Regions from separate parts of the Homo sapiens genome. Here region 2 is linked to region 1. The links are chromatin contacts, found by Hi-C or POLR2A ChIA-PET in ENCODE. All regions are on one chromosome and are shown on one strand. Each heading gives the region's core, a stretch centred on a gene start or an enhancer-like site at or near the end of the contact. The rest is flanking DNA. Distances are from core to core; before and after follow the strand shown.

Region 1 (2,987 bases), core at 83-2,582:
CCTCCCAGAAAAGCAGAGAAGGTGTAGAGACATGGAGATAAGGGGTTGGGGGTTCTTGCCCCCCCAGAAAAGCGGTACTTGCTGCTAAGGGTGAAGGACCAAGGCAGGCGTCCCCACGTGGTCAGACGCCTCTGAAATGTGGGTGAATAATCAGGCAGGCATCCCCACGTGATTACACACTAAGGGAAGACTGTCTTCCCAAGTCCGTGACCGGCACCAGAGTTTTGGGTTCACGGGTAAAACGTGTCTCCTTTGTCTCTATCAGAAAAGGAAAGAAATTGAAATTAAGAGAAGGGAGAGATTGAAAGATGGTGCCAAGATTGAAAGGAGAAAGAGGTTGAGGGATAGTGAGAGAGGCTGGAGAAGAGAATAAAGAGAGGCTGCTTACCAGATTTTAAATTGGTGAGATGTTCCTTGGGCTGGTTGGTCTGAGGACCAGAGGTTGTAGGTGGATCTTTCTCATGGAACAAAGAGCAGGAAGACAGGGGATTGATCTCCCAAGGGAGGTCCCCCGATCTGAGTCATGGCACCAAATTTCACGCATGTCTGTGTGAAGAGACCACCAAACAAGCTTTGTGTGAGCAACAAGGCTGTTTATTTCACCAGGGTGCAGGTGGGCTGAGTCCGAAAAGAGAGTCAGCAAAGGGAGATGGGGTGGTGCCATTTTATAGGATTTGGGTAGGTAAAGGAAAATTACAGTCAAAGGGGAGGGTTGTTCTCTGGCTGGCAAGGGTGGGGGTCACAAGGTGCTCAGTGGGGGAGCTTTTGAGCCAGGATGAGCCAGGAAAATGAATTTCACCAGGTAATGTCATCAGTTAAGGCAGGAACAGGCCATTTTCACTTCTTTTGTGGTGGAATGTCATCAGTTAAGGCAGGAACTGGCCATCTGGATGTGTACGTGCAGGTCACAGGGGATATGATGGCTTAGCTTTGGCTCAGAGGCCTGACATTTACCACATTAACTGTGGTATATTTAATCAAGCTAAGTAATTAACATTAGTATAATACTATTAACTAAACAAGACTTTATTCAGATTTCACTAGTTTTTTTTGCTAACGTCCTTTTTCTGTTCCAGGATCCAATCCAGTATCTGAAAGAGCTTTTTAGTTTCCTATAAACTTTAAATTAATTGTCAGAATGGGCGGAGTTCCTAAATAAATGTAATAAGTCAATTATTATTTTAGTAAGAAAGTGAAAAGGAGAATGCAGACTCGGTGGTTCTTTTTAAGCATTTATGGGAAGGAACCACAAACCTCCAGCAATGTAAACACAAGATTCCTTTATGGGAGATCTGGGCCAAGAAGCAGGGCAACTCACCATTTTATGCACTTGTACTTGGAACAGTTTTCCACCTGCTTGTCTGCGCCAGCCTGATTCTGGGTAAACAATGACGTGCTTAGGCAATTTTTGGCTCTGGTACTTGGAACTCAGCTTGTAAAGGATATGTTACAGACCATAAACAGCCTATAAACCGCCACTCATTTCCCTGACAAATTCAGCTGGATTACTGCACTTGTCTCCTGGCTCATCTCCCTGCTTCTGCCTGCCGCGCTTCGGTTTATTCTCAACACAGTCCACTTAAAACAAACTGGAGACGAGGCCACCACTCCTCCATTCAAGCTTTCACTGGCTGCCATCTATTTCTAGGTAAAAATGAAAGTCCTTACCTATAAGATTCTAAACAATCTGACCCCTGTTGTGTCCCCTCCAACCTCCTCTCTGACTCCTCACCCCCTGGCTTCCTCCTCTCAGGGCCCACTGTCCTCGTCACCAGTCTTCACACAGGCCAGGTCAGTCTGACCTCAGCACCTTTGCATTTACTATTCCTGCAGCTTAGAATCCTCCAGTCTCAGAAATCATATGGCTCCCGCCCTTACTTCCTTCTGGTCCTCACTCAAAAATTCATCTTCTCAGTAAGGTCTTCCCTAGTCATCCTATCTAAAATTGCAACAACACCCACACACATCCACATGCATACTTAAACACTCCCTACTCCCTTTCCTCCTTTATTTTTCTCCCTAGCATCCATCACTATATAACAAGCCATGTAATTTATTTTTTTATCATGTTTCTCATCTATCTCTCCCACTAGAAAGTAAACTCGGTGACACAAGGATTTTGTTGGTTTGTTGTGTTGCTACTGCTCTTTCGCAGAAAGACATAGTGTCTAGCATATAGTAGGTGCTTCATAAATATTTGTTGAATGAATGAAAGATGAATGAATGGGGGATCCTGGCTCCCTGTTGTCCCACCTGCCATTCACAGCTTTGCCCACACACCTGTGTGTGTGAAGCCACCCCAGGGCACACTAGACAGTCACTCCCTCCATGGCCACACAAAGTCCACTTCTTTGGAAAGCTCGGCCAGAAAGGCAGTTTGAGTAATGACTCTCAGGTAACTGATTCTCATGAACAGTCGGGTCTGTGGTCCATTTGATAGTTAAACAAGTTACAAAATATTCCGTTCTGACATCCTATGGGGAAGAAGGAGAAACTCCAAAAGTTAAAAGCCTCTGTTCAGCAATTTCCAAACTCTGCCTACCAGCTTCCTACTTAAAAGGCAGAAGAGATTACAGTCATATCTGATATAGCAGTACTCTCCAGAAGTCATTCCATCCTCTGGTAGGCAAGGAGAGTGGGTAGAGTGGGGAGGTGATGAGTCCCAGAGAGAATAAATAGGATTCTGAACCATGGAATAAATTGAACAGCCCTCAGTGCTGTTCAAATAGAAGCAATGTGCTTTCCCCCATGCTATGTTGGATAGGGTAAGAACAGGTTTAAAGTGGAAAACTATTCTTAAACCACTCACATATGGAGTGCCTCTTTTTGTGTCAAGATGCTAAATGAAAGAAACTGAATTCCCTATTATTTTCGCCTTCTCCTCCTTAGAATTCATGAATTTGCTAAAGTCATTTAGAGTGCTCCTTTATAGTCTAAAAAGAAGAGTTCTGCAGAATTCTAAATATCATGTGTAAGAAGGAATAAAA
Region 2 (3,462 bases), core at 85-2,584, 37 kb after region 1:
ATGTTTCACAAATAATAAAATGCTTAGCTTCAAGTGGCAAGACATGGCTTTAGGAAAAGGTGATTTGAAGCAGAACACATATAAACCTAAGGGCCCTCTGATAATATTTCTGCTGTGGGCTCTTCTTTCTCTTGCATAATGTAAGCCAGCTTCTGAAATGAGTAGTCCCAACAAGTCCCAGGGCAAGAGAGAGATGCCAAAGCAATTACATTTATGGTAAATTCAGAAAAGGAAAATGTGCACAAGATAGGAAGAAAATCTCTGCAGGCATAATTTGAAGGAAAGGCACTAGGTGGTCTCTGCCAGCAGTCATTGGATGTGACTAGCATGGAGCAATTAGAGGTGGAATGGATCTGTTTAAGCAAAAATGGTGTGATGGCTATGAGGCAAAGCCTTAAATAGTGAAAAATCCTATAAGAATCACAAAAGCATTCCTAGTATGTTGCATTTATATGCTGCTTTTAATTTCTACAAGCACTTCACAATTTTTTTATCAGAGTCTCAAATGAATTATGTTAGGGCTTATATGTAATTCTATTCTCAAATATCCCTATCCCCAAAATGTTTATTTTAATTCTGCTTTTCTCCTGTATATATCATTCCCATCACTATCAAGCTTCTTGAAAGAGAAACTTCCATTTGTTGACTCTGTTCACCTTCCATTTTTTTCTCAGTCCTCTTGGCAATCTGTCTTCTACCTTCATTCATGAAACCACAGAAACTGTCCTTTGAAAGGTCTCTGGTGACTTCCTTATTGCCAAATCCAACAGCCTCTCCCTAGGCCTCCCCTACTGGATCCCTCTATGAAATTTGACACTGCAGCTCACCCCTCCCACCTTGAAACTCTTCTCCCAGGCTTCTTTATGATTTCTTCTTATTTTCTCCTTCTTATTTCTAGCTACACTTTCTTTGCTCACTTTCAAAAAAAGTCATTCCCTGGAGTTCCCCCCTCAATCTTCTCAAATTCATTTCTATTCTTTGCTTGAGTGAGATCATGTACTTCTATTATTTCAATTCTTACTCATACGTGGTTGCATCAGTCCAAGTCCAGCCAGAAGACAGAAATCACACCAGTAATTTGAATAGGGACATTTTAATATTAAAAAAAAAAAAAAAACGTTGGCTGGTAAAAGGGGTAAAAGAGGGCTCTAGGGAGTACTGAAGCAGCAACTCCAAAAAACAATAACTATCATTAGGGCTGAGGAATGTGAGCAAGGCAGGAACTTGGAAACTTAGAAGAACTCTCCAACTTTTCCCACGCCAAGGTTGAGATTCAGGCCTCATTTGATGTGGTGTGGCTGTCATATACATGCAGCTTGGTAGTGATAAAGAAACTTGCAGGACATAGCAGCTGCTGCTTATCTCTGAGGGCCACTCCTGCGAGGGCTGCTCTCTTCCACCCCACCCCACATGCCCATTTACTGGCTATCACATGGAAAAACTGTGCATGCGTGCGCACTCACACACACACACGAAAAACCTTCCTCCTGCTCAGCCCTTCCAGTGTCCTTCCAGCACCCTCTATTAGCAAAATTGTATCCACTGACAAAATTGTATCCACTGACAAAGGAGAAATATCTACAGGGTCCATCTTGAGAATCACAAACTAAGGCAAAAAAGGATTTGAAGTTGAAAGGCAAAATATTAGTAGAATATTAGCAAAATATTAGTAGAACAGTAGATAAGAGCATATACCCAAATAGGCATTTCTTACCCTGACCCATCTTCCAAATTTCAGACTTCTAGGTGTCTATATATAGATGTCCCAGAGACACCTCAAACTCAGCATGCCTTCTTTATTATACTCATGGAAACAGTTGTCAAGAGCTGTAATTTTTATTTAAAATGTCTAAACACATATCTTCTTTTGAATACATATTATATATATATATATATAATTTGGATATATTATTTGGATACATTCTATCATTAGTTCAGATTCTCATTGCCAATTAGAACTAGTACCCATTATGACAATTACATAACTCTCCACCTGTCTTTCTCATAATCACCAGAATTTACTGTCTAAAACAAGTTTTTGTTCTCAAAAACATTTAATGATCTTTTTGCCAACAGAACAAGGTCTAAATCCCTTATCTTGATATTTAAGACTCTTCACAAAATGGCACCAATACACTGCCCCAGTCTCATTTCTTACTACATCTTGATACTACTGCTACTACTACTATGAAACATTAACATCTATTGAGCACATAATATGGTCCATACACTAAAACAAATATATGTATAATCTCATTTAATACTCACATCACATTTATGAAGCATTATCCTTAATTTTAAGGAAAAAAACTGAGGCAAAAATAAGTTAAGTTAACTTGCTTAATGCCATGCAGCCCTACTAAATGGTGAAATCAAACTCTGGGCAGTCTAACTTCAGAATATGTGCATTTAACCACTACATTATATGTCTCCCGAAAAATAAATGAGAGTAGAAACACATTTAACAAATGGGTCTAAAGACTCATAAAAAACCACAAAATGTTACTGAAAGAAATTGCATATCTAAATAAATGGAAAAACATCCCATGTTCATGGATTTAAAAACGTGTTATTGTTAAATGGTGATACTACGCAAAGTGATCTACAGATTAGATGCAATCTATCAAAATCTAAATGGAATATTTTGTGAAAATAGAAAAACCCATCCTAAAATTTATATGGAATCTCAAAGGAACCTGAATAATGAAAACAATCTTGAACAAGAAAAACAAAGTTGGAGAACCCACATTTCCTAATTTCAAAACTTAATACAAAGCTACAGTAATCCAAAAAATGTGTGGTACAGGCATAAAGATAGACATATAGACCAAGGGAATCCAATAGATTGCCAAGAAATAAGCCCTCACATGCAAAGTTAATTGATTTTTGACAAGGGTGCCAATATCACTCAATAAGGAATGGACAGTCTGTTCAACAAATGGTGCTGGGAAAACTGGATATCCACTACTAATGGATTGAATTATGTCTCCCCAAAATTTATATGTTGAAATCCTAATCCTTGGTACCTCAGAATGTAACCTTATTTGGAAATCAGGTTATTGCAGATGTAATTAATTAAGATGAGATTATTCTGAGTATGGTGGGCCCCAATCCAATATGATTGGTGTCTTCATAAAAAGGGGAAATTTGGACACCAGCACACACACAAACAGAACATCAAGTGAACATAAAAGCAGAAACCAGCATGATATGTTAACAAGCCAAGGAACATCAAAGATTGCCACAAACCACCAGAAACTAGGAGAGAAGCATATTATGTACTCTCTTTCACAGCCCTCAGGAGGAACCAACCTGCAAACACCTTGATCTTGGTCTTTTAGCCTCCAAAACTGTCAGGCAATAAATTGCTGTAGTTTAATCCACTTGGTTTGTGGTGCTTTCCTTCGGAAGCCATTTCAAACTAATATATCTACGTGCAAAAAAATGAGGTTGTAAAATTTA

What was found. Hi-C counts contacts between places; a loop is a spot of excess contacts on that map. ChIA-PET counts read pairs that join two places held with the same protein, here RNA polymerase II (POLR2A). Pooled maps may share reads with other maps.
Region 2: a loop to region 1 is called in a map of ascending aorta, with 2.8 times the contacts of the local background. The contact joins two enhancer-like sites. A Hi-C loop is called at or near these places in 5 of 168 maps with a recorded cell type or tissue (K562, PC-3, aorta and 2 more) and 6 of 50 pooled maps. POLR2A ChIA-PET finds 5 or more read pairs at or near these places in 1 of 52 experiments (CD4-positive, alpha-beta memory T cell).

Annotation. Positions count from the first base shown.
Region 1 is chr4:172,961,364-172,964,350 of GRCh38, forward strand. All of the region lies in intron 10 of GALNTL6 (polypeptide N-acetylgalactosaminyltransferase like 6), which reads left to right. Among named protein-coding and RNA genes, the nearest start is that of GALNT7, 210 kb to the right of the region's middle. Within about 2 kb of position 1,333, at least 7 of the 41 ENCODE cell types and tissues checked have a DNase peak (open chromatin) inside an H3K27ac peak, as active enhancers do; they include ascending aorta, where a contact is called at or near this core.
Region 2 is chr4:172,997,889-173,001,350 of GRCh38, forward strand. The region is part of intron 10 of GALNTL6 (polypeptide N-acetylgalactosaminyltransferase like 6); the gene reads left to right. Among named protein-coding and RNA genes, the nearest start is that of GALNT7, 170 kb to the right of the region's middle. Within about 2 kb of position 1,335, at least 6 of the 41 ENCODE cell types and tissues checked have a DNase peak (open chromatin) inside an H3K27ac peak, as active enhancers do; they include ascending aorta, where a contact is called at or near this core.